2 separate regions of the Mus musculus genome follow, and region 2 is linked to region 1. A link is a loop called in an ENCODE intact Hi-C map of the cell type or tissue named here. Cell type or tissue: left cerebral cortex. All regions are shown on one strand. Each heading gives the region's core, and the rest is flanking DNA. Links, peaks and the distances in the headings are about the cores only. Region 1 overlaps Aplnr (apelin receptor). Region 2 holds the start of Gm13715 (a long non-coding RNA gene).

Region 1 (15,368 bases), core at 4,518-8,517:
GGCTATTTGCTTTTTGTCTATATGGGTGTATATAAAGGTATATCAATGTGCACATGCATGTGTGTGTACACACACACATACACAAGTATCACATAAACTTTATCGATGAAGGACTAGGGTGAACCCCCCACTCACTTTCCCCTGTGCCTCTGTAGGTCTCAGAGTCCACTTGGGGAAGAATGGACCTATGGAGGTAGAATAGATCCATTGTGGATCCACCCCCACTGGATTTGGGGAACTCCGACGGCTGGTCCGTATCTAGGAAAGAAGTCTATGTTTGTGCTAGGATTTCTGTAGGGAGCTGTTTTCTCAGTGGCATCTGGTCCTAAGGCTGGAGAAGTCTGGAGCTGGGCCCCAGTTCCTCTCCCAGTTCCACAGTAGCAAGAAGAGACTTACAGACTATATATAGCAGGGCCCTTCTCCTCTGTCCCTCCCTGCCTCTGACTTTTTTCTCACCCCTCTCACTCTCTTTAGGGGTCTTGAGGAGGCCACTTTCTTGCCACAGGATGATGAAAAAAGGGTGAGCTTTTGTGATCCTCTCCATCAGGACTGAGCCTCCTGGATCCTCTTTCTCCTTTAGGGGGGAGTAAGTTTGGGAAAGAGTGACTGGAGCCTCTGTGGGGATCTCCAGGACAAAATCAATAGTGGGGCCTTTGTGAGCTGGACATGGGTGTGCATATTCCGGGTTTTGTTCTTGGAGGGCTCTGGACACCAAGGACAAGACATATTCCATGGAAACAGGAAGAGCCCAGCTTGATGCGGTTGGACCATCTCTGGCAGAGATCCTGCTCCTGGAGTAGGAAAGGGGGTTGTGGTGGTGGGGGATGGAGAAAGCAGCTCCTCTTAGCTGAGCTCTGCATATCTCAGGCCAGAAACTTTCACACAGCTACTTTCTCCGCCAGGCCATTCTCAAAGCAGCCAGTTCGAGCTGCAGGAGGCTTCTGGGAGACAACAAACTCAACCACAGCATGGGACAGATAGCAGCAGAGGCAGCTTTTCCTCACCCCCACCCCTTCTTCAGGATGCGCTTTTTTTTTTTTAAATGATCTTGTTACTCACTGTGGTTCATCAAATAAAACTGTTTTGTGTAGCTGTCCTGTCCAAAGCGTCCTCATTTGAAAGTACCTTGAGAGAAGTGTAAGAACCCGCAGTTGCAGCTATTTCGGTAGAGGTGAGAGGGTATACTGGAGGGGGGAATCAGTGCGAGCCAAAGAGGGAGAATCTCCTGGAAAGCTGCAAAGGGCTGGAAGGAGATGGAAAAACAGGTACCAGGCAATTGTAAAGTTGGGGCTGGGAATGGACAGACATAGCTAAGCCTCCTGCTCTGGAAACCACAGAACAATGGGCGCACATTATGGAGACTACAGCACACGTATATCTGGGGGAAAATATCATCAGTCACCTACTTCTCTCTATCCATTAACTCATCGATCCCTCCCCACCTCCCTTTATCACTGTCTCCTACTGACTCAACCATTCACCTCTGTTAATTCGATATCACGTGCTGATTGATTGTTTCGTTCACCACCACAGTTTAAGTCAGACATTTGAAGCTCTGTTCTCTAATGAGAGCCACTCTGATAATCTTGAAAATGCCTGTTCGTGATGTCACTCCAGACCTATGGAGTCAGAGTTTCTTAGATCCACCCTAGGTGTTTACAGGTGCTAAAAGCAGCCCAGGTGGTTTCTAGGGGAAGGTCAGCATTATGGATACCTCATCCAGATACAGTGTTCCTGAATCAAAGCAGGCACACAGACAAGACAATTTGGATCAAGAAAACTGGGCTCTGGATGACAATCTATTTGGATGTTCTTCAAAGAAGGCCTCCCTGGGGCTAATAATTTTTCAGGTGACACAAAAACAGTCACCGGAGAGGGGAGGTAGGGGGAGGGGGGACTGATTGTAGCAGGAGCTCATAGTTATCCAGTTTTAAAAGTGTGCTAAAAATTTTCCAGGTATTATCTTGCAACCTTCCTCTGAGAGGGACACTTGTGCCTCACTTTGCTGATAAGAAATCTGAGACACAGAGATTAGCAGTATCTCCTGACCACAGACTACTATGAGAAAGAGCCAGGCCTAGTGTCATGAATCTAACTCCAAAACCCACACTCTTGACCATGGAATGCTGCTGCTTTCCCCAAAGTGCAGATGAGGCTGCACCAGATGGTTGAGAAGGAAAATGTAATCTCATCTGCAAGATGCCAGGCACACATGGAGACCAGGCAGGACAGGAAGTGCCAGGGAAGGATAGGGATGCTTGGGAGAGACAGATGGGGAGAGATAGAGAGACAGAGGCAGGATATGCAAAAGAGATGGTAACAGGCAGAACAAAGAGAGAATATGAGAGAGAGAGAGAGAGACAGAGAGAGAGAGAGAGAGAGAGAATGAATAAGGGAGGAGAGGGACAGAGAGGCCACAGGGAGAGGAAGGCATAAGGAAGTAGGTGCAGGGGTACAATGAGGATAAGGATCTCCTTTTCTTATTAAAAGGGAAAAGCCATCAGGAATTTGTGACTATAACCAGGAACTGGGCTTTTTTTTTTTTCCATATTGATGCTATTAAAAAATTTCCTGAGAAATTCGAGTTAAGTTGCCCAGAATATTATAAAATTATAGAGTACTTAATGGTTTAGTTGTTCACCTTACTTCGTTTACATACCAAGTCCTGGATAGGATCAGGGGGCAGACTGCTGGGGCTCACAGGTCACTGCTGAAGACAGTGCCAGGAAAGATGACAACCAGAGCCTCAGCTTTGAGAGAGGGAAGGCATGTCGTGTTCCAGGAGTCTACCTTGGGGCTGCAGAATGGGAGCTCTCAGAACATGCTGGGAACCTGGTTTTTGGAGTGTGGTTGTTGGTGAGTTGTTAATGATGGAATATTTGGGCAGAAGAAATTCCCAGGGATGGTGTAGAGCACAGACCCTCTGAAGAGCTGGAAAGAGACCTGCATCTTAGCTTCATTCATGACCACTCCAAGTCTGAGAGGTGGGTTGGTCAGTCACAGAGAAAAACTTGTCTGATTTTTCAAAGCATGGATGCCAGGAAGATTGGGAGCTAAGATACTAGTCCTTATATAAATTGAGGATGGAGAAAAGACATGTAAAAGTTTTTATTTTAGTGACTTGAGACTTTGTCCTTACAGCTATGAGCTGTCTTCCTCCAGTGTACCAGGGTATACTAACTAAGTACTGAGGAATTCTGGACCCTCTTACTCTGGAAAAAGATTCTAAGAAGAGGCAGATAGATGGCTTTGTATAAAAAAACAAAAACAAAAAAATCTCACCTTCAGAAGCCAGGGTGAAATCCCCCATAAAGATATAGATTAGCTGGCTGCTCTATCCAAGTGTTAGTGAGTTGACAGCTTGCAGGGCTTGATCCAGAAGGTATAGCTTTTCAAAGAGGAGTTTGAAATGTTGAGTAGAATCTGATGATTTCCATGTAAAGTTAGAGTGTTAAAATGTTAGACTTAGCTAGAAGTGGTGGCATATGCCTTTTATGCCTGCACTTGGGAGGCAGAGGCAGGTAGATGTCGGTGAAGATCATTCTTGTCTACGTAGTGAGTTTTAGGCCAATCTGGGGCTAAATAGTGAGACCTTGTCTTAAAAAAAATTGACAATACACACACACACACACACATACGTGTATGTATATACATGTGTATATATAAGTATATTATACTATGGCAACACAGAATAGACTGAAAACATGTATATATGTATAAATAAATGCACACATGTATAGTATGTATAAATATATACGTATTTTCAGTTCATTATGTTTTGCTATAGTAAAACACTATAAGCTGATTAATTTGTAAAGGAAATAGATTTGAATAGACAGATCATGGTTGTGGAGGCCCAAAAGCACGATGCTGGCATTTGCTTGTCTTTTTGTGAAGTATTTTGTTGGTCTTTTTGTGAATTGCTTCATCAGTTCATGGTGAAGAAGTGGAAGGGGGATATGGCATATTAAGAAAGGTCAACCCACTTTCCCAGTAACCAGTCTAATCCTACATGATAGAAGTTGCTCCCAGAAAACCTAGTCCAGTCTCAAGGGATATTACCTAGTCACTTGAAAAAGACACTAAACCATTTATGATGGTAATATCCCTATGAACTTCCCAAAGATCTTATCTCCTATTGCTGCTGTACTAACTAAGCCTCAAGGTAAGTTTAGCCAGGAATCAAGTATGTTTAAGCCCTACCATGGCACATTCATTCAAGACATCTTTACTCACTATGTACTCTTTACCCAGGATTATCTTAGGAGATAGGGATAACTGGTCAACCAGGCATCACCCTGATTTGTGAAACCATTTGAAAGGCTGTCTACCTTAATTTTTTTTTATTAACAGAGAGGTGACCTAAGGCCCATCTAGAAGGAAAGGAGAATAATTTACACATGGTCACACAGTGGGAAAGTGGCAAGGCTGAGACTAGAACGCAGGTTTTCTGCTGTTAGGCAAGAACATGTTCAGGGTTCTGAAGGAGATCTTTTTGTGGCAATCAGTAAAGCAAATGAAGTCAGTCCAAAGACGAGCTCCTGCCTGGGAAGGGCAAGATGCTGATTATCTGAAGTTTTGCTAAGTCTTTTGTTTGAGAAGGAGCTTCAGATCCACAGGATCGCTGTTGATTCAGTACACAGTGCTCTTGTACATTATACACCCAATTTCCTTTATAATTAATGTCTTACATTAGCATGATACACTTGTCATAGTTAATGAACCATGTTGGTACATTACTGTTAATTAATGCTCATTCTTCACTTAGGGTTCCTTACTTAAAAAAAGAAAAAAAGAAGGGAGGAAAAAAAAAAGAGCAAACCAAAAAACCCAACTCAACCTTAATGTGCTTTTCCAGTCGCAGAATCTGTTGTCACAATTCAGTCATCACATTGCTTAGGCTTCTTGCATCTCTGGAAGCTTCTCGGATACTGTATTTGAGGCTTTTAAGAAATACTGGTCAGACATTCTGTTCCATGGCTCTTTGTAAAACAAATGCCTTTTTATAATCTCCATTTGCTAGGCATATGCTAGGTGATGAGTGAAAAACACTAAATAATACTCAGGCCATTCATGCTCTTCTCATTGTTTAGCAAAGAATAATACAGGGCATTCAATGACACTGCAGACAAATCACAGGATGCTGTCGAGGCAAACATACCTTCTCTCTCTCTCATGGAGGACTCACAAGTTAGAGCTAACATGCTGGCTGAAACGTGCGTCCACTAGGGTTTAAGTGTCTGGCGTTCTTTCTCCTCCAGGTCGCCACCTTAGTTGCCTGAATAAAAGCAAGCAGGAGTGTAGGAGATGAAAGAATACTAGTATTTGATGGGCACCTCACCCTATGTGTCACTCAAGTGTGTGACACACCTCTTAATTGTGTGTCTATCTGAAGCTGCTTTTAGATGTAACATGGATGAATTTCTTAAACCTGGTTGACACATCCCATTCAAGCACCTTGGTACTTCTCAGCCTACAAGCCCTGGGTATTAGGAAGGTGTCTCTAGGAGAGGCCTGCTTTTATAAAAGCTCTGCATCCTTGCCCATCCTAAGCTCCCTGCTCTGGAGCAGGACCCTGTTTAGAGATTTTTTTTTTCTCACTGTCTGGGATGTAGTAGGCACACATAGGCAATCTGCTTAAACAAGTGAACTGCTGGAATGAGAGGTAAGAAGAATTGCTTTTTTTATTTACAGCAAACAAGTCGATTTCTTTTCAAAGAAGCCAGGGAAATGAGGTAAATCAGGAGCCAGGAGAGAAGCAGGGGAATTGGAAAGTATGGACCTAATTAAACCAAATGGTTTTGTGTCTCACAGCTGCTCCTGAGAAGTAGACCGTTAGAACAAAGTTGGGTCATGGGACTGTGGCACTTCTGGTAATTTACTCTTAATCAATTATTTAAGGTTTCCACTCATATAAACATGCATATGTACATCCATAAATACATGCATACATATACATTGTGCATTGAACATATTCCCCCTTGTCCCTCCATCCTTCCTTTTATTGCCCCCTACTAGTCTCTTCTGATCCCTAGAAAGGTTTACTTTTATTTTATGTCATGTGTTCATACATGATCTTATGTATATATATAAAATCTAGGATATACAAATTAGGGAAAATATGATCTTTGTCTTTCTGGCTTAATTCCCTAAGTATGATTACCCTCAGTAGCCATTTTTTTGCAATCAACATAACTTCCTTCTTCTTTGTGGCTGAAAATAATCCTTTTGTGTGTCTATGTCACACTTTCCTATTCATTCTTCTGTTGCTGGTTCCATAGTTTAGCTATTGCATGTAGTGCTGCAATAACCTCGATGTGTAAGTGTTTCTGTAACCCACAGGACAAGCTGTTTTTAGAGAAATCGCCACAATATCTATATTCTATAGTGGTTGGACTAGTTTACATTCTCACTAACAGTATATGAGGGTTCATTTTTGTCTCTATTCTCAACAACATTTGTTATTACTTTCCTTAGTGACTATCATTTTGACTATTTCAGTGTAGCTTTGGTTTCCAGTTCTTTGATGGCTATTGAAGTTGAGCATCTTTCTGTATGCTTACTTCTGAACTCTACACATCATGGCTTCATAGTGATCAGTTCAGTGTTAATGCTGAAGATTGTGTTTTCAAGTCTATTTAGTTGGACGAGTGATTGTGAGGCTGGCTGGCTTCCTGGGAAAGGTATCATGCCAGCTGGGGCCGGTACTGAGTCAGCCAGGCTGCTGGGAATCCATGTATAGCTACCTACTGTTCATAGAGGAAGAACTGCTCTGATGGAAGGGATGTACTGATTGAATGTAAAACAAAATCTTGGACTTCCTCCTCGACAAAACACTCAAGGAAAACCTTCTCTTCCTGTCCCTGAAAAATCTGTGTCAGGGTTAAGACCATCCAAGAAAATTTGGCAATCTTTCTTCTGACTCAGAAGTATATCTATAAGTTCAAAAGGTCTTCCTGTGTGATCGGGATGAACAGCCTCAGACAATGACACGGATTGAGGCTTTGCTTTAGTTGGCTTCAATCTGGTCTCTGGTTGACTGAGGACTTTAGTACCAGGACTCAATGACCTAGAATCTGGAGATTGATATCCCAAGGTCTTACAATTGAAGAACCCGGAAGTAACCTTTGCTCTTAGGAAAATGGACACACTAATATGGTGGCTGGTTGGTTTCCGGTTGGAGACCCGGAAGCCTCAAGCATTGCTGGGATCCAGCTGGCAGTGAGCTATGTATTGTGGGTGCTGTCAGGCTTTCAGGGACCCTGGAAGATGGTGATTGTTTGCTGTGATAATAACAAGTTATTTTTATGCTTGAGAAAAGCCACACAGCAATTACCAAAGGGATGATACAGGCTAGGAAAGGAAGTTGTTTCAGCTATGACCATGCCAGGAGTGATGAGAGAACAATGAGCTGAAACCACAGCATTATGGGGCTGGAAGAGATCTCTCCAAGGCTCCCATCTCACTAGAGGAAACAGTGAAGCCCTGGCAGGATGACCATTTGATGAATGATACTGCTAAGAAGTGTGTGGGCTCATTGATTCTTCTGATTCTGAAGTCGACCTGAACGCTTTTCATGACATCAGGTTGCCTCTTTTCTGTGAAATAGGCTGCTTTGGAAGAAATACTCCAAGATAGGTGGCCAACATGGTTTTGATGCTTACAGTTTGTATTGGAACAACTTAAGCTGTCTTCTTAAAAACCATGAAATTTGTGTGTCTCTTGTTCATTGTATTAAGAGAGACTAAACTTGAATCTCAGTTAAGCTTTTACTGGGCTGTACCATCTAGATCATTGATTTCTAGTTTTGTGTATGCAGAAGAATCATCAACAAGTGTTATTAAAATACAGAACACACCCCAGTTGGTGTGGAGAGGATCTGGAACACCCCCTTCCATTTTCCTTTGTATGGTCTACAGCTATGCATGTGTGTAGGTGCTCATGTACTTGGAGGCCTGAAGTTGTCAAGAATTATCATGGATCACTCTTCAACCATATTTATGGAGGTAGGATCTTTTAGTTAAACCCAGATCCCGGTTGACAATATGACTAGGCTTGCTAGCCAGCTAGCTCTGGGGACCCTTTGTTCTACCTTCCAAGGCTAGAATAACAGGCGGTGGGTTGTCACACTTACTCTGCATTATGTGAATCTCCAGAGATCCAGAATTCTAGTCTCATGGTTACATGACAAACACTTAAGCCACTGAGCCACATCTTTAGCCCTTGAAAATCTTGTTTCTAAAGAAACTTTATCCATGGTAGAAGCTATTAGTCCTTGGACAACATTCAAAAGATCAAAGAATCAGAGCCCAACGTTCAATATCTCCTGTCAAATAGAATAGTAAAAGTAGTTACCTCACAGGATTGTTATGAAGGTCACACTAGGTAATGTTTGCAGTGGCAAGCAGTCTCCATCACATTAGGGGCAATCAATAGGTTTTAATTTTCTTCTGCTGTTCTCCCTTTGCCTCTCTTGTTACAAGGGAAAGTGACTTGATGTACTCCTTTGCACTGCAGAGGGCTCGGAAGACCTCTGCGTTGGAAAAAAGGGCATGTGGCAGAAAGGAATGCTCAGCTTGGAAAATGTGACATTGTTTTTGAGACTTCTTGAATTTAAAATAATTCTTTTATTGTGGTGATAACAGCAAAATAAAGCTAGAAACATTTGACAGAAGTTTGCATATAAATTAATCTGGTCAGAAGTTTGTTGAAAAAAAAAAGATCAAAAATAGTGTGCTACATAAACAGTTTTAGATGTTAAAAATTCATAGCCTTTCAGATTTGTGTGGGTCTTAGCTTCACTGATTCAGGGAGGCGGGGTAGGAAAAAAATGTTTGAAATAATTCCAAACTGAAAGTCTAGAGAGAAAATTCCTTCCTCAGCACTGCTTTAATTGTCTCCTGGAAAGCTATGGGAGCTGTGTGAGTTTCCCGTGTATAACATGAAGAGACTGCACAAGATTGGAGAGCTACCACTTCCTATTAACTTATCAACACAGCAGGTCTCTTTAGCCAGCATTTTGAAGGTTCTAGCCTGTGACTGATTGTGCTATCTTCTCAGGGCAGGGTATGGTGGAGGGAACATGTGGTAGAGAGAAACCACTTAAATCATGGTCAGGAATTAAGGTTCCATACTCCCCTTCAAGGCCACCGCTCCCCCCCCCCCCCCGTGGTTTAAATTCCCCTTTCCAAGTGTTACACTATCCCCAACAGTGCCACCTGGGTGATCAAACTTTTAATACATGGGCAATAGGGAGATATTCAAGATCCAAACTCCAGCAAGTGAGATGGCCTTTGATGACAGCTCTAGACATGAGTATCTTCCAGAGAGCTGCACTCTGGGCAACTGAACTGGTAAATGTCATTCTGAATGACCACTCTTATGGACTGCCATTCTGTGGTACAGAGAATCTTTAATGATGAAATATCAGACATTAGAATTGATGGTATCTCTTGAATGATGACCAGGATTTTGGCAAGTTGAATGAAGACCTGGGTGGTAGGAGGCATCCAGACTGATGAGATAATGTGAAGAAAGGCAAGAGAGTTAGAAAGGACACAGGGAATGTGAAGAATAAGATAGTTTGTGCTTAAGGCATACCTGTAAGAACATTAGGTTGTAGACCATTGTAATAGTTCATTCATTAATCTATGAAATTATTCTGAGAAATCACTTTATGTCATTCACTAGCTACTGAGATTATAAGTGGAGGATAAGATAGACTTGGCCCTTGTATGAAACCTAGCATTTTCCTAGGAATAGATGATAGGCACATACATAAATGAGGAAATTGGACATCCTGTTTTGAAAATGCTATGAAAGAAATAATATTCAAGGTGGAAAATAACATTGAGGGTACATTCAGATTATGTAGTCCTGCAAGAGCATCTTAGGATATGACCTTAGATTAGAGTGGGCCTGCTATCTGACATGCTGCCCTAAGAGAGTTCTAGGATCATCAAATGCAGACACTGAACAGAAAAGGTGTTAGCACATTCTAAGGTTAGAACAACTGCAAAGTTAATGGATAGGAAGCCAAGGGGAGTATGGCATGAAACAAAGTTAGAGAGACACATAAGGGCAGGATCACAGGGAACTTTGAAGGCCATAGCAAGAGGGGAAGTTTATTCTAAGGGAAATGAGAAGCTAACTCACAGACTTTTGTAAAGAGATCGAATGGAAATGAAGTAGGAGGAAAGCAGAAGTACCAGATGGTTGCTACTTCAGAGGCCAGGATGGGCTTGAAGGTGGGTCATATAAGAGGTCTCTATAGAGACCCAGAGAGAGACAGATTTGAGTCAACTTTTGTTGATGCAGAACATGTAGTTACTTCTGATGGCCGGGATGCAGGCACACGTGAGATTTATCCAAGGTCTTAGGCTTGAGTAACTCAAGGTGGTATCCATTAGTGAGATGGGCGTGGAGGAAGACTAGGAAGTGGGGGTGAGAGTCAAAGACTGTGAGAGGGAGAGGTGGGGGTGGGGAGAAGCATCCTGAAGGGTGTCTGGACTTGTAATAAAAAAATCTGAGCATCATGGAGATAGGGCAGTGAAAAATGCTACTGTTGGGTTATTTGAAAAGAAACCAGAAAACCGTTCCTGGGACTGTGCCACTGATGTCCTTGCTAATCTGGGTCGAGTAGTTACAGGATTGTATTGTTAGAAGTCACATAAAATGGTGTTGACGGGTAGAGAGGAGTGTGAGAGAATGCTTATGGAAGCTTTAAAATAGTGGGAAGGATAAATAGAGAAATTAGCAGTAGGCAGAAAAGTATGTGTGATAAAGGGAAAACTTAAAAAACTAGATATGCAAAGGCAGACTCTGTACTAGAAGTGACCCGAGAAAGGCACATCCTACAAGCCAGGGTGAGAGGAACAGGATTATTGAGGGTGATGGAAAAGAGATAATTGGAGGAAAGCGTGTAAGTCAATGTGTGCTTGGTCAATAGCCATGGATCACAAGGTCGCTGTGAGGACGTAGGTATTGTTAATGGCTGCTGGTAAAGAGAAGAGCAGCAGAGGGGGCACTTGCTAGTGAAGAAGAGATAGGGGAACAAAGAAAGGTTATTGGGTGATGTAATGGAAATATACATATACATATGAAAGTATCTTAAGGAAACCCAATATTTGGTGTGATTAATGTATGTGAGAAAACCTAGAAGATCAATACAAAAAAAAAAGAAAAGAAAAGAAAAGAAAAAGAAAAATATATAAGTAAACTTTGGTGATAGGACAAAGAGGAATTTCTGGCTTTGTTTGTTTGAGACAGGGTAGCCTTGGCTGTCCTGGAACTTGCTCTTTAGATCAGGCTGGCCTCAAACTCAGAAATCCAACTACTTCTGCCTCCTGAATGCTGGCATTAAAGGTGTGCACCACCACCACCTTGCTCATGACTTATAATTCTTAAAGGAGTTATGATATGAGACCAGCCCTGAACATGGCAGAGTGAGAAGCATGCAGGAAGCTTTTGGGAATAAATTCTATCCTGGGCAATGAAAAACAACAAAATTTCCAAGTGCCGATTTTCCCACATGAGATTGGTGTCCACAAGTTAAAAAATGAAATCACTTAGCCAGGTTGTGTGAGTTTTCTCTGGCAGCCTTTAGCTGTAGTGTGATAGGCCCAGAGATGGTGCAAATGTTGGAATTTTCAAGGTGATTGTGGCAGAGGAGAGAGAGGAGAGAGTGTTGAGGAAGCTTGCAAAACATCATTAAAAAGTTTTGCAATGTGTGTGAGGAAGGAAGAGGAAGACAGAAGGTCAGTGTGTGATAGGATCAGTGGGTGGTCAAGATAAGGGATAGAAATGTGGGAGGGGGGAAGGACCAAGAGTGGAGGACAAAGACAAGGACCAAGGACAGAAGAAGGGGGATTCTGGTCATGTTGTAGTCTGTAGTGGTACGGCTGAGTGGGTGACTGTATTAGTCTGAGGAAAGAAGTAGTCGCATGGGAGACATCAAGGAACCAGACTGTGTGGCTGGATGAGTTGAACACACAGATATTGAGGTTTTGAGTTACTACTAGAAATGGGCAGCAGATATGACTATAACCAGGGGCTAAGGTCTTCAGAGCAGTAGGGATGATGGGGTGGGGCAAATGCTTCCAGCAAGGAGTTGGGCAGACAACAGCTGTGACTAGGGATGTGGTTGGTTTATTGTAAATCAGGCCCCAATTGCCTTTCTCTTGGCAGAAACAGGTCCTCTCAATTTCCCAGGATGCAATATGGAAGTCATAAGCTGGGTTTGACTTTACTCTTTAGTTTAAGTAGCTTTTGGTTGGAGCATAGCAGAAATATCATATCAGTGTCTTTAGAGGCCATCTTTATAGACAGGGAAACTGAGGTCCAGAGGAGGGAAAATAACTTAAATGCGTAGGGGGCTGGTGGCAGCTTTGCTGCTAACTCCTGCTTTCCTGACTCGGTGGTGCTTTTGGTTGCCCCCTGTAATGGAAGTGGTGTTCTGGCAAAGTTTCCAAAATTACAAATTCAAAAATATGTTGTCCCTCAAAGTCACTTCTGTGGGAGGTGACAGACTTCTTTCTAGTGATGCTGCCATTGTCCCAGCCATTTCTGGAAACTCCTTCAGAGAAATGATCTTTGAAGCCAGCTTCTGAGTCACCAGGACAGCCTACTTGCACTGTCAAGACTTATCGAATGCAGGGGTGGGAAGCATCTCTTTCTCCAGTGCTAGGTCACAAAAGCACAGAGTGTAACCAGGGAAACAGACACCAGTGGCCTTACTGTAAGACATATTATCCTACTCAATGTGTCCCAGGCCTATGAAGACCCACTCTGCTGAGGGGTGGGCAGGGAAGGAGATGAGATGTTCCTGTGAGTTTAGTCTGATCAAGTTTATTTTTGCTACGATAGCAAGCAGATTTACCTCCTTCTGGCATTTTAAATGAAATCAACAGAACCTCCCCAAGCTATTTATTCAGAAAATGAGTGTGATAGAGAAAGTTCGGTAGCTCACAGTGTCTCTAGAATAATTCTTGAATGATCTGGCTGGAATAGAGACATCTCCCTTGTGAAGTCCTGGCTGGGATGGGCTCCCCAGAACTGCCACCAATGTTCTCTCTGAGACTTGAGAAAGTCAGTGTTCTCTCCTCGGCCAGAAAGCAGACCCTACACAGTTCCTCTGTCTTCCAGTTGTGGATGTTTTCTTTCAAAGTGAATTCTCATGTGTGCATGAATGACAGAGATGAGTCTCTCAATGGGAGGATGGGAAAGGCTGTCCCATAGTGTAACTTGAGAGGTTGTGCTTCTGTAGTGGGAAGTGGCACCTGTCTTTAATCCCAGCACTCCTGAGGCAGGGGCAGGTGGATCTCTGGGAATTTGAAGCCACCTTATTTTCCAAAGCAAATTTCAGACCAGCCAAGATGCTTTAAGGATTAAATAAAATATTTCCTATTTCATTTATTTATTGTATATGCATGTGTGTGTGTGTGTGTGTGTGTGTGTGTGTGTGTGTGTGTGTGTGTGTGTGTGTATGGTCACACACATTTATAACATACAAGGGCCACAGCACAAGCATGGAGGTCAGATAACAAGTTGCAGGAGTCAGCTCTCTCTTTCCACCATGTGGGTCCTGGGGACCAAATTCAGGTTGCCAGGTTTGGCAGCAAGTGCCTTTACCTTCTAAGCCATCTCACTGGCTCTTTTCTAGACTCTTATGCCTACAGGTTGGAGGAAGCTGCTTCTTGTAGTGTAGTTGTGAGTGGGTTAGGGGCCTTTCTGATCTAGTGAAATATTTTCATAAAGCATTATCTCAACTTAAGAGATCACAGCATACTTAGGCTTTACAAATGGATGCTTTAAAGTGACACGGAAAGTTATTTCTTATGGGTACCTAGAGGCAGATGTCTTTCAAGATCAAAGCTCTTCCTAGAGCATGCATGTCTATGATGAAAGTGAAAACATTGCCAATGCTAGTCTTCTGTGATCCAGAAGCCTTTCCTTTCAGTCTAGGCAATACACAGAAAGAAGCTCCAGTGGTCCTCTGTGTGAGGGGAAGCAGTCATCCAGGGCTTACTAGGTGTTGAGGGCTAGATTTGAGCCTTGGATTTAGGGGGCAATGGGATTTAGCAGATGACTAAACTATAAACTTTGTCCACAAGCATCTCAGTGAGAGATATGGGTCCATGTTTGTCAGTGGAGTACAGGAAGCAGGGGGAAAGGACCGTAGAATTTAAAAACCCTATGATCATGTCTTAGGCATTGTGAACGGGCTTTCTCGTTAGTAAAATGGGGATCATAAGAAAGCTCATGTGGCAGTTTGAAGAGGTCAGTATGAAGCAGTGGTCCGGCAGGTAACTAGAGCATCAGTGGCATGCTATTCCACAAGAGCTGTGCTCCTGACACCACACACTCCTTGTCCAATACTCACTGTAAAGTGGGCTGTGAACAATTCTTCTAGGTGACAGACATGTCAGGTGAAGGAGGTAAAAGAGGATGCCTCAGGGGTTAGAAACAAGATCATTAAAAGTATGGAATATTGTGCCTTTTGAGTGAGCCTCTGATTGGAGATGTGAAAGCAGGGGAGAGGAGGCTGTCAGGGTGCAATGTTGGAGAAGAACTGAAGGGCTTCATGAACTACACTCAAGCTCTGAACCTTACCTTCCCTCTAAGGCTGGGTGGCTGATGAAGTGTTTTAGAGTAGTGGTTATTCTGGAAATATCAAAGCAGTTGCTTTTTGACTGATGGGAAGTTTTTGAGCTAGGACTGCTCTGGACTTTGGAGTTCCCTACAAATATACTTTGAGAGAAAAGATGGAAGAGTGAGCTGCTGCTTCTCCTACATTCAGCCTGAGGATATACATAGTTAGATATGTAGCAAAACTTAACACCATCACTATTTTAAATAAAAGCCATAGTAATTCCATCTGTTGAACATCTGCTTTTTTTACACACTGCCAGCCCCAAGCCCTCTGAATAATGTTAAAGAAAAATCGTTTTGAAGGCAAAACAGAAGCTCCCCAAATGTTAGAAATATTGTTTGAAATAATGAGCCATTATCTGGCCTTGGACACAAAGTCACTGTCCTTGTTGTAAAATCTATGTTGATTGCACATGCCACATTGCTGTGTCTCAGTGGATTATCTCTAATTTACTTGCAACTTGGACCATGAAAACCCTCTATTTATAAATCTCTGTATATCTTTCTCTGAATCTCAATCCATTTATGTATGTATATATGTATGATATATTATCTATCTATATCATCTATCAACTATAATTCTGTTATCTCTCTATCTTCTATCTATCTATCTATCTATCTATCTATCTATCTATCTATCTATCTAATCTATATTAATACATTACTATGTAAATACATTAGTTACTTTCATTCTTGCTTTGATAAAGTACCTGACAAAA
Region 2 (15,368 bases), core at 4,661-8,660, 68 kb after region 1:
GACTCAGGGTTATTGACTAAATGACCCACAAAAACACTTAATATAGTGTTTGGCACACAAACAAATCTCAACAGACCTTTGTAATTACTGCCATAGTTATTATTTGGAGAAGAAAGTGGTAGAAGTGAGCAGGGAACCACAATCCAAATGACTCCTTTGGTTTTATTCGTGACCAATTTTCCAGTTTCTTTCTTTTGTTTGGCTCCTGGACCTGTACTCTAGTTTTTCAGCATTGTTGTTGTTATGTGTATGTGCATATGTGGTATATGTATGTATACACGTGCATATATTTGTGTTTGGAAGCCAGAGGTAGACAACTATCTGACTCTATCATTCCTCATCTCAGTTTTTGAGTCATCCAAAACACCTAGATTTCAGCAATGGGGCTAGACTGACTGGTCAGCCAGTCCTAGAGATCCTCCTGTCTCCCTCCACAGCACTGGGATTATGGGTTTGCACTGTTGCTCCCTGCTTCTTATGCATTGGAGGTGTGAATTGAGGTCTAATGTTTGGGGCAAGCACTTAACCATCTTCTCAGTCCAGTTCTTGATCTTTTTTTTTTTTTCTTTTGACAGTTTCTTCTGCTCCTGCTTTGCCAGTCCTCTAAGCTAATCCTTTGACATCAGATGTTGGTATCCTATACAACTCCCGTCTACTGAGAGCAGGTGCGCATTTGGGAGCACGAACAATTCATTTCATGATTTCATTTCATGATTACCTATCTCAAGGAAAGGGACCTTCATACACAATGTGGTAGGTATCTCCACCCACCCAACCCTGCCTATATCCCCAGGAAGAAAGACTAGATGGGAAATGAGAAATAGCTCAAGGGTAGGTCCAAGAATGCTTTCAGTCCCCAGAGCTCCCAGATTCTAAAACCACCAACCAAAGGTTGGTGGGACTCATGGCTCCAGCTGCATATGTAGGAAAGGATGGCCTAGTCAGTCATCAGTGGGAAGAGAGGACCTTGGTCCTGTGAAAGTTTTATGCCCCAATGTAGGGGAATGCCAGGGCCAGGAAGCAGGAGTGGATGGGTGGGTGAGCAGGGGGAGGGGGAAGAGGATAGGGAGTTTTTGGAGGGGAAACCAGGAAAGGGGATAACATTTGAAATGTAAATAAAGAAAATACCTAATAAAAAATAAAAAAATTAAAAATGACACAACTGCATGTAGAAATAAATGGATATTCTATGAGTAAGGAAAAAAAGAAAGAAAAAAAGAAGAGGAAAGAAAAGAAAAGAAAAGAAGAAAAGAAAAGAAAAGAAAAGAAAAGAAAAGAAAAGAAAAGAAAAGAAAAGAAAAGAATGCTTTTGGCCAAATCTTCCCTGGAGTCACTTACACTATCTTGCAAAGCCCAGGCATCGATGAGACTTAGAAATGTTCCCAGGGACACGAAACTGAGTTGGTAAGTGTTTCTCTGAGAAATTAATTTTACTAACACAGAAGTAAGACACCACTCTCAATCTGAGTGCCTGTTTATCTGCCACTATTTTAGACTATGAGTAATCTGTGGGCAGGTATAGGGGTTTTCTTTCTATTTTTCTCTCTCCCTGGATTAGCACATAGTAACCATACAACTGTCTCCAGACTCTCGCTGCAGTAATGGATGAATTCCATTTTGAGCATCAGGCCAGCTGTGACTGCTTGAGCCTCCACTTAGAAAGCCCCAGCAGATATAGTGGCCAAAAATCTATGTAGTGATACCACTGTTATCCACTGGTGGACAAGACAAACAGATTTCATCACTTGTAGAAGGGAAATAGATTGAAGGGATAAACAAAAGAGATTCATAGTAGGATAGTAGGATGTAGAAATAAGAGACATCACCTCTCTGCCACCCTGTAGGAGGTCATTCTTGTTCTGGAAAAGACAGGCTGGGTTAGAGGAAAGAGACTGACTCTTCCTTAGAGGACCATGTAAGACCACTATGGGTATGGAAAGAAATCAGTATATACATAGCTGCTGTTCAGCAAGGGTGGCTTAGCTTCATCGACTTTTTGAGTGCCTATTGGGTACTAGATGTGGAGCCATCTCAAATGCTGTAGTACAGCCAACTTTGATTAGCTTGGAGTGCTGTGTGCATCTGTGTTCAGATGGGTCAGTTTCCAGGAAGCCTAGTTAATTATTTTGATTGCACACAACGTAATAATCTGTAGCTCCTAAGAGGCAGAACCAGCACTTGTTAAATCGGAGAGCTGACTGATTGACCCGCTTGATCTGTGACCAAGAGACTGTGGAGCTTCTAGCCATGAATCTCATTTTCATTCCAACTAAGGGGATGCCAGAAAAAGAGACCTTTTCATAAGTTAGTCATCACGTGTTTACGAGCCCTTGCTATTCACCAGACACCATGCTGAGTGCTGGAGATGCAGCAGACAGTGAAGCAGACAGGCTCCTGTTCTGGGAGGCTGGCAGCAGAGAAGACAGCCTAATCACTTGAAAAGGTACAACATGCTTCAAAGAGAGGATGCTGGATGGGAGAGGAGGCAAAAAGCAGGGCTATCTAAAAGAAATGAGGTCAATTTACCAAAGACTTCCGTGTGCTAGTTACAAAGCCAAGATATGAAATACACATAAGTGTCCACTGAATGGATACGTGTGACACATACATGCACACACTGGAATATTATCATTGGCAGCAACATGGATGAACCTGAAGGACAGTATATTAAATGTAGAAGACACAGAGAAAGGCAGATGGCACATGAGCTCAGCTCTCTGTGTAATATATAAATGCTAGGCTAATAGGAGCAGAGAATAGAGTGTTAGTTGCCAGGGACTGAACAGGATGGTGGATAGGAAGATGTTGGTCAGAGCATCAGTTTTAGTTAGTATTAATAAATTCTGGAGGACTATTGTACTATATAGCAACTAAATAAAATTGCCAAGAAATTAGACCTAAGATGATCTTCATAAACATTTGAATGTCTTATAATAGATACATTAACCAGCTTTATTTGATAATTTGATGACAAAGCATCATGTTGAACACATAAACACTGTTGTTGAAAAAACAATGGCATGGTCATCACACCCATAAACTCACAGCAGCTGTGATGACTTGCACAAGACCTGCATAAGATCAAGCCAGGCAAACTCAGGCATAGATGGGGAAGGTACCCTTCAGGTTTGGGCCATTATTGAAGAGCTATTGGCAGAAGGGAAGGGGAAGCCATTTATTTTTTTGAGGGTTTGGCCACTAGTAGTTTACCCTTGATCCTGAGGATGGCCCCATAATTTGTACATAGGATAGCACTAACTAGAATTAGTAGACTGTCAAAAAAGAAAAGGAGAAAGGTGGAGACATGAAGCTAGGAGAAAGGTATCCTGGAGGGATATCGAAAGAGTCAACAAGGAAAATGAGTAGAGGAGATCATACTTCATGGTGTCTATGAATGGAATCCCAAAAGAATGAAGCAAAAATGAATTACAAGGGAGGTAGGACTATTCTCAGCTCAGCACTGGGGGAATACATCATTGAGGAGAGGTGTTGTTACAAACTACTTCTTTTTTTTTTTCCCTTGGGAGCTGGTATTGGTAGTAAGCTTGTTGATTTTGCTGAGCAACCCTTCCTGCCTGGTTCCCTCCACTCTCCTTCCTCTGTGGATGACTGCAGAGGCTGAGTCCTTTCCAGCTATCTCACATCTATGATTTTAACGCTGTCCAGGGAGCCTTTAGTCTATCCACTCCAGTCCAGACCCAGGAGCCACTGACTCTGAATTATGCACCTGACCCATTCATTCCAGGTAAACCTAGTCTCCCAGGCAACCTGAGAAATGGGGGAAGGGGATGGTGTGAGGGAGGCCAGCTCCTGCCTAGGAGTTTTCTGCGAAAAGAAAGCTTTGGTGTCTAAGGAAGAGTGGATGAGAAGAAGGAATCCGGAAGTGCAGCAGGCTTCCTTCTGGGCCTGTTTATAGGACAACTGTCAATTAGATGTTGACAACCAGAGGTTGTTCTAGAAATACCCTGGAACAGAATGGCATGCTTACTGCCAGGACCTACACCTTTTATTTTCTCTCACCTGCCCATGTGGAGAAAGGTGTGCTGACCCTGTTTTGGATGGGGTACAGAAAGCTGTGATGACTGGGGTGACTTACTCCTGCCTGCTTTTGTGAAGGCCCTGCCATTAATCATCCTTTCATTACAATTATTGCTCTTACACAGGCCTTGCTGCACTGGAAGTACAAACACAGACTTGGAGCTATAACTGGTAGAGATGGAGCATTAGGGTCAGGCTTTTGAGAGTACAGCCAGGCCCCAGTTCTGGTCATGTTCCTTGCATCCTGATTCACCATCGTGTGATGAGGGACAGCATCCCAAGCTCCTATTATCATGGTCTACCATGATGGACTGTATCTTCCAGGATCCATGAGATAAAACAAACTCTTCCTCCAATAAGTTGCTTCTGTCTGGTATTTTGCCACAAGAAGACAAAATGTAACCAAGTTTTCCTAATAGGAACTCAAATTGGGATATTTAAGACAACCCAACCTAGCTGCTAAAACCATTTCTGTACCAAACCTCATAGGCTCTGGCATAGCATAGCTCCTTTCCATATGTAAACACACAGCCTCTCTCCACATCTTTGGAGTCTAGGCCTCTGTTCTTTGCTCTTGAGGACATTAAGGTACAGATAACATTTTTCAACACTTTTCATGCCAAGCATGAGATTAAGTGCCATGCAGAGACTATGGACTATTTTATTTAATTCTTAGAGCACTCCTATAAAGAAGAGTGTTTCTATTTCATCTTTTCAGATCATAAGGTGAAATGTTAATTTATTTTAAAATGATTTTTAAGCATGTGGATATGTGTGTGTATGTGTGGGGGTTTGTGGACAGGGTATGTTACCTGATATGGGTGCTAGGAATAGAGTTTCCACCTTCCATAAGAGCAGTTCCAGCCCGTAAACCTTTCTCTCTCCTCTTGGCTAAGGGAAAGGATTGCTGAGACTACTGTGGCTGAGGACAGAGATACTAACATGATCTCTTTGCAGCAGCTTGTACAGAGGAGATGTTAAGAGTACTATAGCAAGCCCTTGCTCTTTTTCTTTTTGGCGGGAGCATGGGTCAATCTTTGAACCTCTCTGAGCCTTGGTATCTTCCTGTGGAAATGGAAAAAAGCATTTTCTTCCTCTGAGAATTTCTAAGAACATCTTGTTGTTGAGCACATATCTTGTTAAATTTCTCTTTTGGATCACAAGCAAAAACATGCTGACCTCCCTCTTTGAAGACTTCTAGGTCTGGTCACTATACCAGAGGTTCCAAGGATTGAAAGAGCAAGCGAAGGTGAAAGTAGAAGGTTCTGAGATGGCTTTGCTCTGACTGTTCACTCAGTAGCTTTTTTTTTTTTTTTTAAAACCCAAGAACCTTCTTTGTACCTGACCCTGGAATCTGCATTGTTGGGAGGACAAAGGCCTTTGGTTTTCCCTGATGGGAGTTTGTGGTTTTAGGTGAGGAGGCGTGACTAATGCCAACTCCGAGTGATCAGACATGCATTTCAACTTAGCACTATCTGAATGAGAGTGGAGTTTGGCGAAACAAAAGTATTGAAGAGATGAATGTGATCAGGAAAGGTCTCCTGGCAGAAGTAGGCTAAAGGGGCTGAGAGCAGCAGGAGGTGTGAGGAGGCAGTGATGACACTTCCCATCAGTATGTGCTGTGCAGACATTATCATCATCACGTTACTCAAAGACACTGAGAGCTTACTGTATCTTAGACATGGAACCGAATTCACCATCACTCCCAACCCTAGGAGGATCATATCATCATACCTCATTTCTCGAGATGGAAAACGGGCAAATGGAAAGTGTCTAGGCTATAATCAGTTGCAGAGAGAGCTTCGAACTCTGGTCTATTTGCTACATGTAGAGCCTATGCCTTAATTACAAATTCAGTAAGTGAACGTCTGTTGTCCACCCGGGCAGAGAAGGTACGGACAGTAGGAAGAAGGCTGAGACTGGTTAAGAACAAAGGAGGAGGGAATTTTTTTCTTAAGTACTCTTTTGTTTTGATGTCTCTTTGGAAAGTATTTTAGGGCAAAGATATTTTTGCCTAAGTAAGAGATAACTGCCCTGGAGGAAGGACCAAGACATGGGACCAGGAAGAGTGGATTCTCTGGGTTAACTCAAGTTCTGTCCAGAAAGCAAGTGGGGGTCTTAAGACTATACTGTACACTTCTCAGTATATGAGGGTAGGAAAGGGGAGCTAAAATGGGAAATCATGCCTGAGGTTCTAGTATGGCCTTTATTGGGAAATGTGAGCATAAAGATCCTGACTTGATCCATCCAGGGAAGCATGCTTCAAAAGGTGGACAACAATGAGACCGAGAATGAGAATCAGACCACATCCTAGGACTCAACAGCTCGGGTTGAAAGAGTTCCGAACTCAGATATCAGGTGACACAGAGCTCTCCTTCAAGTTTTCTGCGGAACACTGGGGGCAAACTATATCTTCTTTCTGCCTTCAGTTTCTCTATCTAATAACATGGGCGTTTGGACCAGATGAGTGCTAAGTAGGTGTCAAGTTCCAGTAAGGATGATGACTAAGCATTTGCCAAGATTGGAGATGCTATTTAGAAATTTTCGTTTCTGTAATGGGATAGTTATCTTTGGCCTGATTGCTTAGCTTAAAGTCTTCAGCAGCAGACTCAACATTAATTAGTGAGGACCTAGAAGGAGGTTGGAGACATTCTTCCTGCCCTAGAGAAGAAGGGACTGTCAGGGCTGGTGTGATGGAGCAGTCGCTGCCTGCATCCCAGAATAGCTGCAGCCTCCTGGCATCTGCCATGCTGGCTGCAAACTCCCATCCCATTGGCTGCTGCCTCTCTCTGCCATCTGCCAGGTGATGCTTTCCAGGTTTTTGTGGCACCGGCTAAGCAGTCCTGTGTGTGCTATAGCATGCTTTCTGTTTTTTTTTTTTTTTTTTTCCTCCAAGTGGCTAGGACCATAATAGCAGCTCCTGCCTGCTTCCCTCACTTCACCTCATGGTGGTTGAGGACAAAATAGCTGCATGACACAGTAACAAGGAGCTCAAAGTTGGTGTCAAGGGTTACAAATTCTTTGTATGGGATAGGCACAAGTCTGTACATCTCTCTTGACTTGGATATTATCTACCGAAAAAATAATTTGCAATTGAACTATTGTTCTGCAGTCTTTTCTGTGTGGAGACAAATTAGGTCTTAAAGTTTTACTCATTTCCAGTTTATATAGCTGAGGTCCAGCTGGGCATGATAAAGTGCATGAGTCTTTACTTTGGTTGTAGTGACAAGCTGGAGGCTGAATGAGATCCTAAAGAATTTATAGGCAACCCTGAGGCAGAACCACTAAAAATGCACTTCCTCTCATGTGGTGGTGATTTAGATGGGCCAACTGGATTATTTCTCTGAGCATATTCTCATGGGGGAGACTGGGAAATGTCCTTCACTGAGTCATGAAAATGACAAATGCATAATCTGTTTTGTTAAGTTGGAATTGAACGGAGCAGAGACAAAGACCAGAGAGAACAGAGCCTTGATGATATTGAGCACCATCTCTCACGTTGTTCCCCAATCCTCTTCTTTCTACAGCTCCATCTTCAAGCAGAATGGAGAGTAAAGGGTTGCAAGAGGTGAGATACATAGTTTTGCTTTGGTGATCAGGGAAAGATTTTAGTTAATGTGATCTTAGGCTTGGATAAAGCAAGAAAGTGATGTGGGCAAATATGCAGTCAGGAGAGGGAGTAGAAAGTTCAACATCCTTCAGGTAAGAGGTATCTGATATCTTTAAGAAATAGTAAATATATCTAGTATGGATGGGAAGTCAGATAGTAACTTAGAACTCCTCTTTTGTGTGTTCAAACAGTGATTACTTTTTTCCTGCCTGCACCAGAGTAGAGATGGTATGTAAGCTACAGGTTCATAGTGTTTCATAGTGTTGTAACTTGAGGAGCCAGAAATGTCAGAGACCATCATTGAGGCTTCTTCTGTTGCTGACTCTTTCTGCCTATTCCCAAGAGATATGACTTTTTCTTTAGTATGTTTCCTCTGACAACTCTGTAGAATCTGTCAAAACTACTTCTAAAGGGCTCCAGAGGATAAGACAATTCTTTGTAGACAGAAAAGCTTCAATGGAATGGATTTCTTTCATTACAATTGCTGAGGTGTGACATTCCATGAACACATGCCAATTTGTTCTCTGTGTGTTTGTTCCTTTCTTCATTCATTTAACAAGAATTTATTGAGTGTCTGATATCTGCCAAGGTATACAGAAAGGCACTGTATCTACAAAGATGAGTCAGCTGCAGTTTCTGTTGTCAAGGCTCTCAGCCTGGGATGGGTATGGAGGAGGCAGCAGTGTAAATAGACAATTAGAGAAAAACATGGCAGGTACTGAACTGAACAAAGTAGGAACTTAGTGCTATTGCAGGAGCCCCCTGGAGGGCTGGTTTTATGAAGAACCAGGGTGGTCTATACAAAGGTCATGACTTCCAAGCTGGACTCTGAAGACCCAGGGAAGATTGACAGTGGAGACTAGTGTAGGGAAAGAAAGCATATGTTAAGAATATGCCATCACCAGAAAAGATGGATTAGAAAATTTTGAGTAGTCCCAAATTGCTTGTTCAACCTGTGGCTAGTGGACTGCATGGGCCCCAGGGTAACAATGTGTATCCAACACAAAATTGGAAGATTAAAACATTATGAAATCTATGTATGTGTGTTTATAGGCAACACTGAGGAAGAACCACCAAAAATGCACTTCCTCTCATATGGTGATGATTTAGATGGACCAACTGGATTATTTTGCGCGTGCACGTGCGTGTGTGCATGTGTGTGTGTGTGTGTGTGTGTGTGTGTGTGTGTGTGTGTGTGTGTGTGTGTGTAGGTTAAAGAACAGTCGTCAGGCACTGTCCACCTTTCATCTTGAGACAAGCTTTCTCAATGGTGTGGAACTCCCCAAGTAGGGGAGGCTAGGCTAGCTGCTCATCAGACCTGAGGGATCTGCTTGTCTTTCCTTCTCCAGTGCTGGGATTACAAACATATGCCACTATCCAACCTATTTTATATCTTGAGGACCAAACTCAACTCCCTTTTCTTGTAAGGCAAGGACTGTACCCAACTGAGCCTTCACTTCGTGAAGCTCCATTATGATTTTTTTTGTCTTAACTTAGTTATGCATTTCCGAAGTATAAACTTTGTAGATGAAAAAGGCATATCATATAAACATTGACAGGCTCAACATGTCTATGATGGCTTCCTGACTTCTCAGTTTAGATAAAACAGAGGAATATGGTTGAGGGCTACTTAGAAAGCATTTGGTGTTTTGACTTTGTTGGGTTGATTTCAAGAACCAGTGGGAAATCTCTAAGTCAGTAAAAAATGGGACAGATTATATTATTATAATAAATACTATAGTACAATCAAATGCAAGTAACATAATAATGGGGTTGATCTGAAGAGCGAATGCTTAGTTGTTTAGATTGACACAGGATTACACACCCAGTGCCAGGTGCCAAGCAGGCAGCACAGGAGAATAGGAGACAAGGTCATACATAGCTCTTGCTATGTCCTTACTCTAAGGAGGGCAAAGGCTATTCCACCCATGCAACTGTTGTTCCAGTGGAAGCTTGGGTGTAGGGCTGCCACCACAGCTCCTGAGTTTTCAAGAGCAGCTGGAAATCCAGGTCCTTATGTAAAAAAAAATCTCACCATTTTTAAATACTGGCAAGTAATTTAAATTCTACAAAATGCTATGTGGGCCAAGTGTAACACATCTACCAGGCTGATCTGCCTGTGGGCCACTGCTTTGTAACTTCTGAGTTGAGGAAAGAGTTTTTCTTTCTTCAAAAGAGATAGCAGAGTGGATTTAGGTCTCAGGATTCATGCCTGGAATGGCTGTGTGTCACTCTCCTCTGAGCAAAATCCTAATCATTACTTGTGGGTCTATGTAATTCTCTGGGATGTTTTCTCCATCATTCTTTTCCTTAGCGTTTTCTATCTTCCCTAAGCTTTCATTATTTTTCTTTGTGTTTGTGTCTTTTGTATTATTTACATATCTTGATGTCTCGGAAAGAATAGAAAGCAAACAGAACAAAATTAGCACAGGAGAAAAGCCAGGGCCAGAAAAGACACAGAATTTGGAGTATGGATGTAACAGAAGAAATGGGCTAGCTTCATAGTTCAGATTCTCATGGGCTGGGAGTTGATGTGTGACAGGAATGATCTGGGGATGGAGAGAAGCAGACTGGATCTGACTAGAAGGTGACACTCAAGAAAAGAGATCAAAGGTTCAACATTGAGTTGCGACAGGCCTTGATGTTCACTTGAGATGTGAACTATTTTGAGTCTGTATATCTATCTTGAGCTACTGCTGATGTACTGAATACTGACCAGGGGGTCTCTGTGAAGAAAATTAGGATAAACAAGTCAATAACTATTCCTTTTGGTGTCTCATTTCCTTAAATCCTTTTCTTGTTTTCCTTGGAAATCTATTCTTTCTCAACTTTCGGCATATGAATCTTTTGATTTTAGGACTGAACAAAGGGTCTTGCACATGCTACTCAAATACTTTACAACTGAGCTATATCTCCAGCTCCAAGGTCTGTGAGTGCTTCTTAGTAAGAAGTTGAGAATGTGATGAACATGGCTCACATACATGTATGTACCACATATATGACTTTAGAGTCACTTAGGTTTATTGAAGTTGACTTTAGTATATTATGGGTGCAGAGAAACTCTGTAACCAAGCTCAGAAAATGAGTTCTATCCTGACATTTGACTTTATCTTCCTATGAACACCAACCTCATTAAGCCCTTGATGTAATAATATTTATCTATCTATCTATCTATCTATCTATCTATCTATCTATCTATCTATGCACAGCAAGCATTGAACTAGGTATCAAAGATACAGAAATGAGGTTTGCATAATTATAAATATTTAATGATAAAGAACATTTAAAGAAAATTTTTAGTTGTGAGAAATGTGAAAAATAGAACACATCCTAAGATACATAAAATTGAAATTAGAGGGCAAAAAGCTACTCCTTATGGAGTAAGACTATACTGTATCAATATTATTGAACCCAAGACCCAAAGAGTGGGTAGAAGATAGGTGTAATGAGAAAATCATTCTAATCTAATCTATCTATCTATCTATCTATCTATCTATCTATCTATCTATCTATCTATCTACTCTACCATCCACCCATCCATTCACTCACCCATCCATCCATCCATCCATCCATCCATCCATCCATCCATCCATCCATCCATCCATCTCTATCTATCTATCTATCTATCTATCTATCTATCTATCTATCTATCTATCTATCTATTTTTTGTCTATCTATTGAGATTGAGACTGACTTTCTTCAAGGGTTTGATCCTTGGAAAATCTAAATCTAGAGCAACTGGCAGTTACGACAATGTCTCCTAAGGAAGTCAGGAGTTAGAGAGAAGTCAGGGTTCAGGTGATAGCATTTGAGCAAATGGTAAGCCTTAGATATGTATTTTTTTGTTGGGTAGTTTTGTGGTTTTCTTCCTTTAAACTAGTTTATGTTTTCTTTCATCAGTTGTGACCAAAGAGAATCCTTTTTTTTTGTTTTTGTTTTTGAGGTTTTAGAAATTTTATTTTTCAGTTACTTAAAGACATGGAGCGCTATTCTCAAGGCCACACCAAACTCCCAGTTTATAGACACCTTCTGATATTTGTTTGCAGTTCTTGGCATTATTATCTTACATTCTTTTTAAAAATTTTACTGGATATTTTATTTATTTACATTTCAAATGTTATCCTCTTTCCTGGTTTCCCCTCTGGAAACCCCCTATCCCATCCTCCGTTCCCCTGCTTCTATGAGGGTGCTCACCCACTCACCCACCCACTCATGTCTCTTTGCTCTGGCAAAGAGCAAAATTTGCTCTTTTCCCTTATGCTGGGGCATCCTGCCTTCACGGGTCCAAGAGCCTCTTCTCCTGACAAGGCCATCTTCTGCTACACATTTGGCTGGAGCCATAGGTCTGTCCATATGTACTCTTTGGTTGGTGGTTTAAATCCTGGGAGCTCTGGGGGTGGGGAGGGGGTCTTGCTGTTCCTCATGTGGGTTGCAAACCCCTTCAGCTACTTCAGTCCTTTCTCTAATTCCTCCATTGGGGACCCTGTGCTCAGTACAATGGTTGGCTGTGAACATCTACCCCTGTATTTGTCAGGCTCTGGCATAGCCTCTCAGGAGACAGCCCCTGTCAGCAAGTACTTCTTGGCAACTTCAGTAGTGTGTGGGTTTGGTATCTGTATATGGGATGGATCCGCTGGTGGGATCCATCAGTCTCTGGTTAATATCCAATACATACAAAGAGCTCAAGAATTTAGACTCCAGAGAACCAAATAACCCTATTAAAAATAGGGTACAGAGCTAAACAAAGAATTCTCAACTGAGGAATACCAAATGGCTGAGAAGCACTTAAAGAAATGTTCAACAGGGAAATGCAAATCAAAACAACCCTGAGATTCCACATCACACCAGTTAGAATGGCTAAGATCAAAAACTCAGGTGACAGCAGATGCTGTTAAGGATGTAGAGAAATAGGAACCCTCTTCCACTGTTAGTGGGATTGCAACCTGGTACAACCACTCTGAAATCAGTCTGGCTGTTCTTCAGAAAATTGAACATAGTACTACCTGAGGATCCAACAATCACTCTTGGGAATATATCCAAAAGATGCTCCAAAATATAACAAGGACACATGCTCCACTGTGTTCATAGCAGTCTTATTTATAATAGCCAGAAGCCTGAAAGATCTCAGATGTTCTTCAACAGAGTAATAGATACAGAAAATGTGGTACTTTTATACAATGGAGTACTACTCAACTGTTAAAAACAATGAATTCATGAAATTCTTAGGCAAATGGATGGAATTAGAAAATATTATCCTGAGTGAGGCAACCCAGTCACAAGAGAACACACATGGTATGCACTCATTGATAAGTGGATACCCAAGTTACAATTCACAGACCATGTGAAGTTCAAGAATAAGGAAGACTGTTGAAGGAAATATTAAAAAACGAACCCGCCAACTCTCAGCGGGGCCAGGCCACGCTCTAGTGCTTCTGCCCCTGCCAACAACTCTCTAGAGCTAGCTCCTGCACCAGGTGATCTCACTCAGTCTCTCAGCCCAACTCTCGATAGCCCTGCGAGGCCACATATCTCCCACCAGGCCATCTCTTGGACAGCCCCCTCCCCCCAGTTCTTGCTTTCATACAACGCCCCACACACCCTTGGTTAGTCATCTTAATACCTAATTCCCCGGTAGAATCAAGACTCTTTTTTGTTTGTTTGTTTGTTTTTCGAGAAAGGGTTTCTCTGTATAGCCCTGGCTGTCCTGGAACTCACTTTGCAGACCAGGCTGGCCTTGAACTCAAAGATCCGTCTGCCTCTGCCTCAGAATCAAGACTCTTAATTCTTAATTAGCCAATCGGATTTATGTATCAATAATAACACAATTTACAAGATGCCAATACAATAATTTCAAAGCCAAATGATAATGATAAAGCTTTAACCCAATTATTCTAACCTTTTGATAACACCACAGCAGCCTCCATTCTGCTTCTCTCTCTCCTCCTGAGACCGCTCTGTCTCCTCAACTCCTCACTCCACCTCCCTTCTCCTGTCCAATCACAAGCCTCCCACTGGCCTAATGTGATTGGACAGGAAATCCTGCAACAGAGGACCAAAGTGTGGATGCTTCAGTCCTTAGAAGGGTGAACAAAATACTCATGAGAGCAAATACAGAGACGAAGTGTGGAGCAGAGACCAAAGAGAGTCTTTTAATATCAAGGAAGGCATGAGGAGGGATTCCTCCCATGAATAGTCTTGATAGGCAAAGCATCTCGGTATTTATTCCCTCCATTGTCCAAGTCTTCTGTGAAGGTGGTAAAGCAGATATCCTTACTCCATCACACAGGGAAGGCACTGAGGGCTGAATGAGGTTGGTGTCCATAAGAAGACAGAGTCAAATGTCAGGATAAAAGTCCTTTTCTTTTGAGTCTGGTTCCGGAGTTTCTCTGCATCAATAATGTACTAAATTACACTTCAATAATGTTGAACTAAATTACTTTAAAGTACCCCTGGAAATAGACTCTTGGAGTCATAATTCATGCAGGGTAATTACAAAATAACTTTCTTCTCATTATTTCCCCACTTACCTACCTCCCAGGGAAGACACGGTGACAAATGTCAGAGTTGGGACAATTTAGATAATTATTTGGATGTCTGGCTAATGGATTCCTTTTCCCATAGTTACTACAACCTGCCTGCTTTTAAAATTTGTGTGACAATTAACAAAAAATGGAGACTGTCCATTTCATGTTCCCACACAAATAAAATCTGCAAGTAAATAATTATAAGGCCAGGGAGATGGCTCAGTGGGTAAAAGTGTTTGATGACAAACTTGTAACCTGGGTTCGATCATAGAAATCTATAAAAACAAAACAAGACAGACAAACAAACAAACAAACAAAAACCCTGGATGCAGAAGCATAAGTCTGTAATCCCAGTAAGATGTGAGACAGAGAGGAAGAGCAAAGGAGCGCTCAGCCCAGCTAAGCTTAGGTATGTAGTATAGCAGCAGAAATGATACAAGCCTTTGTCTCATCAAGGTGGGAAGTGAGAACAATTCCAAAAAGTTGTTCTCTTATCTACACATATACATTGTGGTGTGCCCAAGCCTACACACACACACACACACACACACACACACACAAACACACACACACAAACACACACACACATACACATGACACACATACATACACATACACACACAAACACATACACACTCACATACACACATACATGCACACATAAACACATATACATGCACACACAAACACACATACATACACACACAAACACATATACATGTACACACTCACATATACACATACATACACACATAAACACATACACACATACATACACATACATACACACACATACACAAACATACACATACACACATACACACACAAACATATACACATATACACACACATACATACATACATAAACACATACACACACACTCACATACACACATACACAACAAACATATACACACATACACAAACACACATACACACATTATACATGCACACACATACACATACAAACACCTACACACACTCACATACACACCTACACACACATACATACACACACATACATACACACACACACAAACAAACAGAAACACACACACACATACAAGTAAATAAAAATAAAACAAATTGTTGAGGACCTTTCTCAGGCTACTCCATATTCATGCAATAATTTTTCTTATTACACCCAATCGTCAAGGGCCTTCCTCATGCTAGTCCATATGTTTAGAGTGATTTTC

The links. Peaks named below come from ENCODE experiments on the same cell type or tissue, not always from the same donor. Only the 100,000 strongest peaks of a DNase experiment are listed, where the experiment ranks them.
Region 2: a loop joins it to region 1, with 2.1 times the contacts of the local background. A loop is called at or near these places in 1 of 42 quality-filtered maps.

The regions. Positions count from the first base shown.
Region 1 is chr2:85,138,834-85,154,201 of GRCm38, forward strand. Aplnr (apelin receptor) reads left to right here. Exons shown (of 1, transcript NM_011784.3): 1 at 1-1,090. Among named protein-coding and RNA genes, the nearest start is that of Aplnr, 10 kb to the left of the region's middle. In left cerebral cortex, for the core only: no CTCF peak of the experiment used is centred there; a DNase peak (open chromatin) is centred at 6,683.
Region 2 is chr2:85,207,139-85,222,506 of GRCm38, forward strand. Gm13715 (a long non-coding RNA gene) reads left to right here and starts at 1,298. Exons shown (of 5, transcript XR_374759.2): 1 at 1,298-1,404; 2 at 7,566-7,606. In left cerebral cortex, for the core only: a CTCF peak has its summit at 6,925; DNase peaks (open chromatin) are centred at 6,802 and 7,338; H3K27ac peaks cover 1,193 bases.